Regions from separate parts of the Homo sapiens genome. Here all the other regions are linked to region 3. The links are chromatin contacts, found by Hi-C or POLR2A ChIA-PET in ENCODE. All regions are on one chromosome and are shown on one strand. The core of a region is the stretch at or near the end of the contact, and the rest is flanking DNA. Distances in the headings are between cores, read along the strand shown.

Region 1 (4,208 bases), core at 1,318-3,817, 240 kb after region 3:
GGAGGCTGAGGCAGGAGAATCACTTGAACCCAGGAGGCGGAGGTTGCAGTGAGCCGAGATCACCCCACTGGCCTCTAGCTTGGGTGACAAAGTGAAGGAAGGAAGGAAGGAAGGAAGGAAGGAAGGAAGGAAGGAAGGAAGGAAGGCGAAGGAAGGAAATACTGGAGGCAGAAAGGAGGTGGCTTTGTAGGTGCCTGAGGTTGAGCCAGATTCCTTTAAGGAAATGATTCTAGATACACACTCCACACCTGAAATATCCTTTCCCTTCTTCCTCTCCACTTAGCCCTTCAAATCCTCCTCTTTGCACAAGCCCCACAAAGACAGGGATCTTGTCAGTCTTGCTCAGAACAATTCTTTGCAAATAGTAGGTATTAATTATTGGTGGAGCAAATGATGGGTTCAGATGAACTGCCGTTACCTCCTCTGAAGCTTCCCAGCCCACCTCAGCTTCATGATTCTCTCTCTTCTGAATTGAAGCTTCTGAAGGTCTCCTGGCAAGAAGCTATTGCAGTGCAGAAAGCACATAGGATCAAATCCTGGCTCCACCTCTTACTGAATGTTTCCAAATGTCCAAATTAAATGTTTCCACTTCAATTCTCTCCATCCTCAGTGTTCTCATCTACAAATGGGGTTATTTTTCCCAGGTCTCTAGTGAGAACCACAGGAAAGATGTATAGGTAAGAAAGTCCCTGACACTTCAAACCATGAATTCAGCAAGTATTTTGGACTGTCATTCAACGTATCTTTTATAATTGCTTCAAATTATTTAGCTTTCTAACTTAATGATAATAGGAATAACCATCATTTGCTGAGCAACTAACTACTCTCCACTGCACACTGTAGCTGTTACACACATGATCTCTAATTCTCACATCTGCCATGGGAGGCAGGTACTATTATCCCTGTTTTGTGGATGAGTAAAGAGAAACTGGAAAAGATTAAGAGAATGAGTCCAAGTTGCACCCATTGTCATCATCCCTAGAGCCAGAGTTCAAATCCTGATCTGTCTGCCACGTGGCTTTCCTGGCCTCGCAATCTAGAGTGTAAGCTTAAACTAGCCTCTAAAGGTTAGTCTAAGCTTAAGGCCAGGAATCACCTCCTTGTTATCTGTTCTCTTACAGTATCTAGCCCATCACACTTCCTTATACCTAGCATATCCATATATATTTGTTGGTTTTTAATATTCTGCGAATTGAAGTGCTGACATTGCTTGATGATCTAGAAGCTAATTCATGACTCTAAAACTTTATGGTCCTCTCTATAGACTGCAATCTTTTGGCTCCAAGAGGTTAAGGAAACTAAACATATGAATAGTAGAAAGTGTCATATTCCTGGATAATAGAGTTATTTTAAAAAACAAACAAGGGATGCTGGTACAAATCTCAGAGTACTTAAGGCATCATCCAGAAAAAGAAAAAGAAAAAAAGAACACTTCCCCTGGCCTGGATATAGATGGTGGGTCTGACTGGGTTGGCATGTGATGCCCTGCCTGGCAAGACAGGACAAGAAATGAATCAACTGCCCAATGCGATGGTATGTGCTATTTCCAAGCTGCCTAGCTCATGAGTGCTGCACAATCCAGCAGCCCACTCTAATTTGTCACACCAAAGGCTGCCTTCTTAGTAAACAGTTGTCCACACTTCTGTTGGTTCTGAGTCACCGCTTAGTGTTCAAACTGAAATGCCAGTGCAGTCCTTGGACTACACCATGCAGTGTGAAACCAAGGGAGGCGGGCCAGGCAGGACAGCACTTCCTGTGGAAACTTCCGGGTCTTGCAAAGGAGCCAGAGCCTCCAACCAGTGTTCCGCAAGGGATGGTTGCAGAGCAGCCCCCTGGTCAGAGCTACCCCCTCCTCTCAGTGAACCCCCTCTCTTTATAGCTGAGGAAACTGGAGGTGAACTGGCTTTGTGACTTGTCCAAGATCCCACAAGTCTTTTTATGACCTGGCTTCTACCCTCTTCGATGTCATCCCCCACCTCATCCCACAAGCATCCTCTTCCCAGTCAGATGAAGTCATTTCAGCGACATTATTGAGTGTGCCACGTTATTTCACTTCTCTTGTCTTTGCGTGTATGTCCTGTCAACCTGGATGCCATTTCTACTCCTTCGTGGCTGGGGAATGACTCATCCTCCAAGACCCAACTCAAGCATCTCTTCCTTTCCGAAACCCTTTTTGACCAGTTGTTTCTCCTCCATCAAAGCAGATCTATCCATTCTGTGCTCTGTTCACATAACTGCTTATCAACCTGGAAGGCATCATATCTTAGAAATCTGTTTACTCCCCTAGGCCATGGGTAGTCAAGTGGCAGTTAGGATTGTGTTCAGCTGCAAGTAACCAAAAGCCCAGTTGATCAATATCTTAGACAAATTAGGGGACTAATTTTTTTTAGATAGCCAAGGTTGCCGTGATAACTCTATAATATGATTAATCATTAGGGCCCCTGTTTCCATGTAGATTTCTGCTCAGCTCTCTTTAATTTGTGGCTGTTTTCTTCATGCTTGTCACCCAGTGGTCACAAAATGACTGTTCTTTCTCTATATCCAACTTCCAGACTGGAAAAAGGGAAGTTAATAAGGTATTCACTAATGAAGCCTGCTCCTTCTACAGAGCTTTCCTGGAAGCTGCACTTAGTGACTCTTGCTTCTCTCTCTTTGGTCAGAATGGGACTGGATAGATATCCCTAGTGGCAAAGAGAATGGGAGATATATTTGATGACTTGAATGAATTGAAATTCCAAATACAATCAGGATTTGGATTGTTAGGAAGAAGGGGAGAATTGATATTGGGTAAGAAAGTAACTACCATATGTAGGGATTATGTTGCATTTTTCATTCTCTCTCTGGGGCTTAGCATAGGGCATGGCACATAGTAGGTACTCAATAAATAAATGTCCAAGAAAGAAAGGAAGCGACATTTTATAATTCCCTAGTCCACTGCTATTTGTACAGTATGACTCAGCACATCTTTGAGCTTTTAGACATGAAACGAAGCTTTCTGGGGGTGGGGAAGAACAGCAGGGAGGAGAGATTCCTCGGGGGAGTTTCCAGCCAGAGCTTACTTATTCCAGCTGCGACCACTCAGCTTAGCAATGCTTAGGAGCTAAGAGAAAGGGAAAAGAGTCCATTCTTGATGTGTACAGTTGAACCATCTCCCCCCGCCCCATCCCCAATTCAAAAAGAACATGTTGGTCACTACGTGACATTAGGAGCCTCGCTACATTCTTGGGACATCTCCTTCCCAGTCCCACACCCTATATTGAGACTCCTCAGCTAGGGAGTCAGGCCCAGCCTTGGGTCCTCTAAGGCCAGGTGCTATTTCTGTGTGTCATGTTTGTTTCCAGCTTTTCACAATTATAAACAACTTTGCAGTGAGCATCCCTGAAATAAATCTTTAGGATCATTCTTGTACATTTTAATTATTTTTTTCTGTAGTCTAAATTCCAAAAAAAGTAGAAATTCTGGGCAAAAGGGTATGTTCACTTTTAAGGTTTGTGGAGAAACATCTTGTTGCTTTATGCTCCCATCTGTCATGAATGGAAAAGCCTGCCACCACTCCAGGGGTGGGTGCTCTCCCCTTCTGAAGGTTTCAGTTGTCAAGCAGTCACTCCAAGGGTCTAGTCCTTCCTCCCTTCTGAAACAACAGCAGAACCACTATAAACCAGAAACAAAGATGGAGGACGCATGAAGATAACATGTCTTGATTCCCCTAGCTGATTGTAAGTTTTGCTCTGGAAAAAATGAAGATCATAGATTCCATATGCATAAAGGGAATATGCATTAGATGCTAGGTGAAAGGGCTCTGAGATGGTCCCATGGGCCCAGCTAGGGTCCTTGGGGCCCTTCTTGACTTCTCCCTATCATTCTCAATCAAGTCACCAAGTCCTGTCAACTCTACCTCCTACACGCCTTTGTAGTCAGCCGCCCCCCTGCTTCTGCATCTCCTTTGCCTCTGACCCTGACGCCCTCATGATTTTCCCCAACCAACTGCCTTCCCACCCATTTCTTTTTTCTTTTTTTTTTTTCTGAGATGGAGTCTCGCTCTGTCACCAGGCTGGAGTGCAGTGGTGCGATCTCGGCTCACTGCAACCTCTGCCTCCTGGGGTCAAGCGATTCTCCTGCCTCAGCCTCCCAAGTAGCTGGGACTACAAGCGTGCACCACCACACCCAGCTAATTTTTGTATTTTTAGTAGAGATGGGGTTTCACCATG
Region 2 (4,566 bases), core at 1,162-3,661, 210 kb before region 3:
GCAAGGCAGTTTAATTTTGACTTGATAGAGGAATGTTGATTATTTCACCACAATTATCCTCCTAGTTGTTCCCTCTTTTAGCTTCAGTTGAATTGTGCTTCATTCACTCATTCATTCATTAAATTTTTCATTGAACCCTTCTCATGACAGGCATTGTGCTAGGTTCTGGGATAGAGAAATGAAATGACATGGCTCCTGGTTTCTCTTAGCTTACAATCTAGTGATGATCAGACGCTTACACAAATGCAAGCAGAGATGAGCTCCAACATGGAGTCTGGGCAAAGCACAGTGAGGCACAGAGAGGAGTGTCAAAGTCAGCCTGAGAGTGACTGGAAAGACTCCGCAGGGGCTGACGCTGACTTGAATGGAGACTCGAAGTGTGAATAACAGTTTCCCAGACAGACAACTATGGAGGTGGGAGTATTGGTGACAGGTGAGGATGGTATTCTAGAAAGAACCAACAGCATATGCAAAGGCTCAGAGGCTTATAAAGCAAGTTCCGGAAGAAGAGAAATTCACTCCTATCTCTATCTAGTGGATATGTACTAAAAAGTGTGGTGTGATAGAGATGTCAAGATTGCCTCAGGGTGCTGCATGCTGAACTATGACTTCACTCCAAGCCCAAGGGTAAGGCTGTTGATGTTTGACCTGCCATGGAGAGGAGTGGTTTTCTAACTGGAGGCTTATAGGAGAAGACAAGGATGGGGAGAACGGGTCGGGGTGATGCACAGGTGGCTCCTACTGTAACAAATGCCTGAACCATGCCTTGGAGAATTATATCTTCTTGTCAAACACTCCCCAGAACTAACCAAAAATAATTAGCTTCAATTTTTCCCATAAATTTTCAAACATAATATTGTAGACTGAATCAGGAAGCCTAGGTATACCGTACTTTGAAGCTATATTCATATTAGTGGGGAAAGCATCATAAGAAAGTAGACATTAAGAAGGGATTTGAAGAAAACGGGCAATTGGACTCAGGGTGTTGGAAATGGAATAATTTCTATGATAAGATTGTTGCAGGATTTGAAGGTAATGAAGTTAGGACAAAAGGAAAGTGATACCCGGAAGGAAAGATCAAACCTGCCTGTCATATGTATCCGAAATGCTTGACCCTGTTCTTGGGTGTGGGAAGTTGCTCCCAGTTGGAAATAAATGCTGTTTATGGATGGATGAGTCCAGTCCATGGTGAGGTCAAACATCATTTTCAGTGACTTGTTGCAACATTCATGATTAATGTTGATTTATTACTTGATCATTGTGTTATGTAAATAGGCGGCATCTTTTTTGTGTGTGTCTTGGTGTGATGCTGGTTTAATTGAGTTTGGGGATGGGGGGAGGAGGTGGGAGGTTCCAGGGTTAATACTGTTAGCATCTTCCTCAGTAGCAAACTCTTCTCATGATGGATGAAACAGTAGCAATAATCAGAGTAGCCAAACTGTTAATGGAATTCCATATGGGAAGGAGGGGTTTTATTATTATGGCAATTATATGACAGTAACAGAGAAGGATCTATAAACTAAAGAAAGTTAGTTATAAATGTTACCATGAATCAAAGATGGCAAAAAAGCATGCTAATTCGCTGACTGCTTAGCCAAACTCAAATTTTATTATTTTACTGAACAGTAAGCTCATTTTGTTAAACGCACACACACATAAGCACACACAAAGACGCACACACAGATTATTCAAATTAGAAGCAAATTTATACATTTTCTAGAATGACAGAAATTTATGCAAAATAAAAATGGGAAACTCCACATATAATTTCTATAATGAAAATGGAATTGTTTTATAACCATAAACTTTAATTAAATCCTAATTGAACCAGTATTTTATTTAAGTAGCTGGTTCATTATCTAGAAGCTTCTACTGGGGATTTAAGACTCAAAGTAGAAACAACTTTCATATCCCCAAAGAAAACACTCAAAGATTTACTCTACACTCAAAACTATAAGTGATGAAGAAAAGAATACCTGGAGATTCTGTGATTCTGAATAGATACCTGAGTTTCTAATGACCAAGGAATCTTTACCACCAATCTCCTTTTCTCCTGCGGAGTTACTGATACAAAAGAGAGTGGGAGGTGGGTGGGAGCACAAAGCCTCTTCAATTGTTATCAGATAGCTGTTCACAGAAAGGTCTTCCCAGAGTTTGCTGTGTAGAAAGCACAGCCCACACATCATCATTATTCATTCTTCCAGCTTAAGAGGCTTGTTTTTCGCAGATGTGCCCTTCCTGTTTGGCATTTGTAACTGTGGACTGTTGTTCAGTTGAAGAAAATGCGTCATCTAAATATGAACTGAGATTTTGAGCTGATTCATGAACACCTTTTGTTAAGTAAAACATAAAAAGGAGTATGGTTGCCAAAAATGAGGTACGCATCCCAGCAGAATTTTACTACAGTACATCCCACTAGGCATAAAACAAGAATACAACTGGTGTAATCACGGGAGACTTCCTCTTGGAGAAAGTGAAATACGAGTGACAAGGAACTTCCTAGAGAGGAGAAACAGACGATGTGCTTTAGCTTCCATTTTGCTTGTGTACACTCTATATTTATCTTGAAGCTTTTCCTATAGAGACTGTGGCATTATTTTTGGAAGCAACTCCCAGATTCATTCCTTAAAGCAAATTAACCTTACTCCTAGGCTTCGATTCAGGCATTTGTTTTAGGGAATGTTGTATCTACTCAAGCAATAGAGGGAAGGGAGCCACTGTCTTAGTCAAAATGACAAAAGGGAATGTTGTCATCACAGGGGATGCATTCATTCAGTTAACATTTATTGAGCACCTACTGTTAGCTTGGCAGTGTGTGCAATACATGCATGTTTGTGGAAATGATCTCTGGCCACCTCCATAACAGTTTAAGCTTCCTATGTCAGATGGTTAAAATAAATATGACCCAAGCAAATTTCGTCTGGGGATTCAGAGTCCAGGATTTTATTGTCACTAGTAGAAATTATGGAGATGGTAACAACACCTCAAGGAACATTTGCTTCAAAGCTGGTCTATTAGCTATCATGAGACAAAGTGGGATCACTCTGAAAAAGAACACATACATTTTCTCTCTTATGTCTTTTACTGCTTCCACAGTGAATCATCATCATCTAAGTTCACATTTGCATTTCACCAACTGGGAGGAAACAAACACTGTTGCCTTATTTTCTAACCAATGTTTTACAGAAAGGATTTAATTTTAGCCAAATTTTGGGTCTGATTTCTGGTTCTGCCTCTTTTCAACTCCATGACCTTGGATGAGTCACTCCTTTGAACCTGATTTTCCTCAAAGAAAAGACAACAAGCCCCTCCCCAAAAAACTAGAGGTTAATGTACAAGGAATGAGATAATGATTGCAAAAGCACTTTTAAAACTGTAGGCTACTTCAAAGTCAATTAAGCCAAAGGCAGGGAACAACTTTTTTCGATTAGCTACAATTTATTTAATTGAATTGAACCACTTAATCTTTTCTTTCTTAATTAGCATCTAGCTGGATGTTAAATTCCTAGATCAAATTAATGATTGGTTAATGTCCCAAATTCCATTCAGGATGTAGTTGTTACCTCTGTTAAAAATGCAAGTATACCTGAGCTGGCTGTTAGTCATTTACACCTTAGCATAACTGAAAAAAGATAAGAGGTTTATTTTAAAAAGAGAAGAAGAAATGTGTGAGGACTGCCTGGCTGAAGAAGATTGAACACCCCTAACAGGAGACGGAGGAGTTGGAAAAGATGTGTACACTCTCTTAAACTGTAATCCTGAAATTCCCAAAGCACTGAAAGTCAAAAGATACTTTTGTAACTCATTTGGTGACAAAACCTGACTTTACCGGAACTAATTTGGCCGCAATACCTGTCCCAAATGGATGCGAGGCTATTTAGATTCCTTATTTTCCCCACTCAGTGTGGCTGCCTATTCACAGGCTTTGCTGCAGAATATTAGTGCCTTCGATTATGATTTTAGGCTGTTTTTATTTTTTCCCAGGCTCTGCTGGGAATGTTATGTAGTGCAAAGTACAAAGTCTGAAAAACTTCACATTCAGGAAAACACCTGGCCCCAGTGATTTTGTTGAACCCATACAGATGCTTTGCACTGCCCCGATTACTTCCATATTATTTTTGTCTTACGCAGACAAGCCCTTTTAAAAGCTTGCCTATGACCAAGAGAAACAAGCCAGACTGCACATAAAATTAATACACTGTGTAGATCTAAAGAACACAGGATTATGTCCAGATGTGGTGGCTCACGCCTGTAATCCCAGCACTTTGGGAGGCTGAGGCAGATGGATCACCTGAGGTCAGGAGTTCAAGACCAGCCTGGCCAACATGGCAAAACCCCACCTCTACCAAGAATACAAAAATTAGTTGGGTGTGGTGGCGCACGCCTGTAATCCCAGCTACTCAGGAGGCTGAGGCAGGAGAATCCCTTGAACCTGGGAGGTGGAGGTCCCAGTGAGTCAAGATCACACCCTGCACTCCAGCCTGGGCAACTGAGCAAGGCTCTGTCTCAACAACAACAACAACAAAAAAGAACACAGGATTAGCTTCAGAATTGCCCCCATTTTTC
Region 3 (4,186 bases), core at 1,107-3,606:
CATAGGAATCAGCTTTGCCTGAAAATCACTCCACACTTAGAAGTATGCACCTAGCTTCAGACTTAAACACTTGGACCAATATCCATCTTGATGCTCAGAAGAACCCAGCTTACCCCTTTCTGCTCCTCTTTCTTCCTCAACATCTTAACGCTGTCTTTCCTTCACTCAGATGTGTCTAGCCCCTTTCTTTCCTGCCCCCATCCCACATCCCCAAGTGCCCACAGACCCAACAATAAACCCTTCTGGCATTTTACACAGACAATTGCAGGTCACTGTAATAATTTTTCAGCCTGGGATCCTTCTTCTTTTGTAGCTTTTCATCTTAGATTTCTTAATTCTTTAAAATGAACATTACTAATTTCCTCCTTTCAGTCACTACCTTCCAAGATATTGGAAGTTTTAGAGCATTTTATATCTATGCAAAAATATGGAATAAGGTGTTTGAAATTAAAGTTTCCTATCAAAAGTCAACCTCTTCCCAAGCCTGTTATATCCTGGCTCAAATGGTCCCATTCTCCCCCCTGACTCCCAATCATTGTATCCCATTAACTTGTCTCATGTTCTTCATTGTGCTTACAATTATCATTATATAAATATAACTTACATATTTATGTTTCATATTTATATGATTCCAGATCATAATTCTTTTGCTTTTAGAAACAGTGACCTTGTCTTGTTCACTGCTATTTCCTGGTGCCTAGAACATGCTCTGTGAAGACTGGTTGTAAGAGAGAAACAAACCTGAAAAATTGTGATGGTCAGTCCCCATCTTTCCAGAGCTAGGCTACTAATGAGGGACCCTTGGTTGGGAGACACCAAGGTTTCTTAAGATTCCTCTTAGAGTTCCACCACCTTTGAGGGTTCCTGCTTACTGAATTTGGAAATGGGTGCCTCCCGACCCACACAGCACCAAAGAATGCTTTGACAGGTGACTTTTGTCTTTTTTCAAATTACAAATGATTAAAAGAAGCCCCACATAGGTTAGATAAGATGACTAGGTCATTTCGAGACCAAGGGTCTAAACAAAGGCCTAGGCATAAAAAAGAATTGAATAGGCTAGGCAAGGTGGTTCACGCCTGTAATCCCAGCACTATGGGAGGCTGAGGTGGGCAGATCATGTGGTCAAGAGATTGAGCTCATCCTGGGCAACATGGTGAAACCCAATCTCTACTAAAACTACAAAAATTAACTGGGTGTGGTGGTGTGCCCCTGTAGTCCCAGCTACTCAGGAGGCTGAGGCAGGAGAATTGCTTGAACCCGGGAGGTGGAGCTTGCAGTGAGCCGAGATTGTGCTACTGCACTCCAGCCTGGCGACAGAGCGAGACTCCATCAAAAAAAAAAAAAAAAAAAAAAAGAATTGAATAATTTTTCAAGACATACATTGGGATGTTGCATAAACAAGGCTGAAAAAAGTAACTTTTTTTTAAAGTAAAGAATAATGACTAGCTTGTTTTTCTCAGAAATGTATTAAGCATTGAATTATGTTATAAAGACATGACTTTCTATTTCCACATATTCTGTTTCAAGAAGCATTTTAACAGCAGCAGTTATGTCCTGGTTTATTGAGAATATCTGCCCCTGGAAATCTAAAAAATCAATATGTGTGCATTATTTTACCTACAGTCATAGCGTCATTGGACGTTAGGCAGGAAGGCAGCAGAGACACTTCCTGATGATCAACCCACTTGTTTTTACTAATACAAATCCTGAGGATCAGAGAGTGGAGAGGTTTGTCTGAAGTGATTCAGCTGCAGCCTGTGCTGGATCATCTTTATTGGCCTGGCTCCCTTTGCCAGCCAGCTCTGTAAACTACATGGATCAGGTTCTCTAGCCTTCTGGGTGGGAGGCAAAGGCAAGAGATTGGAGGATGAGTAGAGGGCAAGGCTGGGGTATTTACTCCATCAACAGCTTCCCTTCTGGGATGTGATTCAGTAGCGGTTGCATTTTTCGACCCAAAGCCGCAGCTCCATCCTGTGGTTCCTTTCACCCCAGGAGTGACCAGGCTTCCGTTGTTGCTAACTCCAGCCTGCTGAACCTGGCTCATGCCTTGCTACATAGTCCCTTTTTACTTACTAGTTTCCATTGAATATGTCATCTGTTTCTTATCTGGGCCCTAACCATACACATTCGAATCCAAGTCTTCTGACTACTGTCCAATGCTGTTTCTATTCCGTTCCCAAATTCAAAGGCTGCTTTAGAAATACAAAGGACTCTGAAAAGTTCTGAAGATCAAATGTACAGCAGGGTGACTATAGTTAATAACGCTGTATTATAGACTTGAAATTTGCTAAGTGAACCGATCTTAAGTGTTCTCCACAAACACACACAAGGATGACTATGTGAAGTGACGGATGTGTTAATTAGCTTGATTGTGGTGACTGTTTCACAACGTACATCAAAACGTCACATGCACAGCTTAAATTTATACAGTTTTTTGGTCAATTATACCTCAATAAAGCTGTAAAATATAAAGATCTATATTTGACAAAAAAGAAGGAAATATACATGACTCTAAGTGCTCTGATTATGTGGAAATATTTTAAAATACTTTGATGAAGTACTAGAAACAGAATCTAAAACTATGGGTAATGAGGCCACAGAGAGGGGAAAGACTGACTCTAGGGAGGTTCTGCAGGAAATCTTGCAAAGGTGAAATTTGACTGAGGCAAAATGTGGAACTGTCTAGAGGGGCAGGAGGGCACTGTGGTTCCTGTGTGGTCAGAGGAACTGAGGTTGCTGCTTTCAATCCTGCAAGAGCTGAAGTCAACCCACCCTGGGTGTGATTTTATGAGATATGTGTTTTTTATCCAGCACAGCCCCTAGGTATAAGCCAAATACTTTGTGCTCAACTAAAGAAGCAGTGCATTTTCCCAACACTGGATAGGAAAGCTGGTTGCATTTGTCTCAGAGAGGGGGCCCCTGCTGGTCTCCAGCATGGTGTCTAGTTGAGATATTGCCAAGAATCAACCTGACCAGGCAGAGTTTTCACCTTAAATCCTGACTTCACTGGAATATCATCTCTACATACTGGTGTTTCATCTTAATTCATTCCCACTTGCTTCCTTTTCCTCATGAAAATGGAATATCAGGCCGGGTGCGGTGTCTCACGCCTGTAATCCCAGCATTTTGGGAGGCCAAGGCAGGTGGATCACCTGAGGTCAGGAGTTTGAGACCAACCTGGCCAACACGGCAAAACCCCATCTCTACTAAAAATACAAAAATTTGCCGGGCACAGTGGTGGACACCTGTAATCCCAGCTACTCAGGAGGCTGAGGCAGGAGAAGCACTTGAACCCAGGAGATGGAGGTTGCAGTGAGCCAAGATCGTGTCACTGCACTGCAGCGCCTGGGTGACAGAGCTAGACTCTGTCTCAAAAAAAAAAAAAAAAAAAAAAAAGGAATAGCAGTAAAGTCATGAGGTAGAATGTAAAGCGAAGTTTCTTGAATAGAGCTGTGCCTCAGAACTGAAAATAACTTTGTTCTAGTCTCATCTCTGTCACTGACTTCATGGGACCTCATGCAAGTGTCTGGGACTCAGGTTCCTCTGAGTAAAATGAAAACTCAGATTAGAATGGCATTTGAGGTCATTTCTGCCTTTCAATTGCTATGATCCCCTAAATAATCAGACTAAATGACAACCTCTTCTCTCTTGAGCTCTCTGCCTATTTGGAGAAACAATTCATGTACTCAGGGTCCCTTCCTCCTGGGTCTTGGAATATGTTTCATAGAGAAAGTGATGAGGTTCTGGTACCCCTAACATTCCTGGACTCAGCAACTGGTGTCTAGACCCGAAGACCTCATGTTCCTGGAGCCCATCCTCTGGCCACTGTCTTCCTGAAGACATGTCATATAGGAAACACAAGGCAGGAGACAGATCTCACAACTTGATTGTTCTGTTGGTAGGACCAAAAGAATCATTTGGAGTTTGACTGCATTATCCAAATCACTTTTCCATTCTACTTGACTCCATCTGTCAACATATGCAAAAAAAAAAAAAAGTCAGTCCAACAATTTTCCTTTTTGATCTGTCCAAGGTCAAATAATCATTCTGGCTGACTTCTTTCCTTGTTGACCAGTTGTTTCAATCCTCCATGGACTCACTCTACAGAAAGCTCAATTTCAATGGTTTCTTTCTGCATAAGCCACTTAAATCAAGTGGCTTTGATTTCTTTTCTGCCTGGCAAACT

The links. Hi-C counts contacts between places; a loop is a spot of excess contacts on that map. ChIA-PET counts read pairs that join two places held with the same protein, here RNA polymerase II (POLR2A). Pooled maps may share reads with other maps.
Region 1: a loop to region 3 is called in a map with no recorded cell type, with 9 times the contacts of the local background. The contact joins two enhancer-like sites. A Hi-C loop is called at or near these places in 4 of 37 single-sample maps with no recorded cell type and 10 of 50 pooled maps. POLR2A ChIA-PET finds 5 or more read pairs at or near these places in 3 of 52 experiments (H1, OCI-LY7 and activated CD8-positive, alpha-beta T cell).
Region 2: a loop to region 3 is called in a map of naive thymus-derived CD4-positive, alpha-beta T cell, with 2.9 times the contacts of the local background. The contact joins two enhancer-like sites. A Hi-C loop is called at or near these places in 3 of 168 maps with a recorded cell type or tissue (dorsolateral prefrontal cortex, heart right ventricle and naive thymus-derived CD4-positive, alpha-beta T cell), 1 of 37 single-sample maps with no recorded cell type and 8 of 50 pooled maps. POLR2A ChIA-PET finds 5 or more read pairs at or near these places in 2 of 52 experiments (activated T-cell and activated naive CD4-positive, alpha-beta T cell).

What each region holds. Positions count from the first base shown.
Region 1 is chr10:62,612,415-62,616,622 of GRCh38, reverse strand. No RefSeq gene overlaps it. Among named protein-coding and RNA genes, the nearest start is that of ADO, 190 kb to the left of the region's middle. Within about 2 kb of position 2,567, at least 2 of the 41 ENCODE cell types and tissues checked have a DNase peak (open chromatin) inside an H3K27ac peak, as active enhancers do.
Region 2 is chr10:63,062,601-63,067,166 of GRCh38, reverse strand. No RefSeq gene overlaps it. Among named protein-coding and RNA genes, the nearest start is that of NRBF2, 68 kb to the left of the region's middle. Within about 2 kb of position 2,411, at least 3 of the 41 ENCODE cell types and tissues checked have a DNase peak (open chromatin) inside an H3K27ac peak, as active enhancers do.
Region 3 is chr10:62,851,686-62,855,871 of GRCh38, reverse strand. No RefSeq gene overlaps it. Among named protein-coding and RNA genes, the nearest start is that of EGR2, 37 kb to the right of the region's middle. Within about 2 kb of position 2,356, at least 4 of the 41 ENCODE cell types and tissues checked have a DNase peak (open chromatin) inside an H3K27ac peak, as active enhancers do.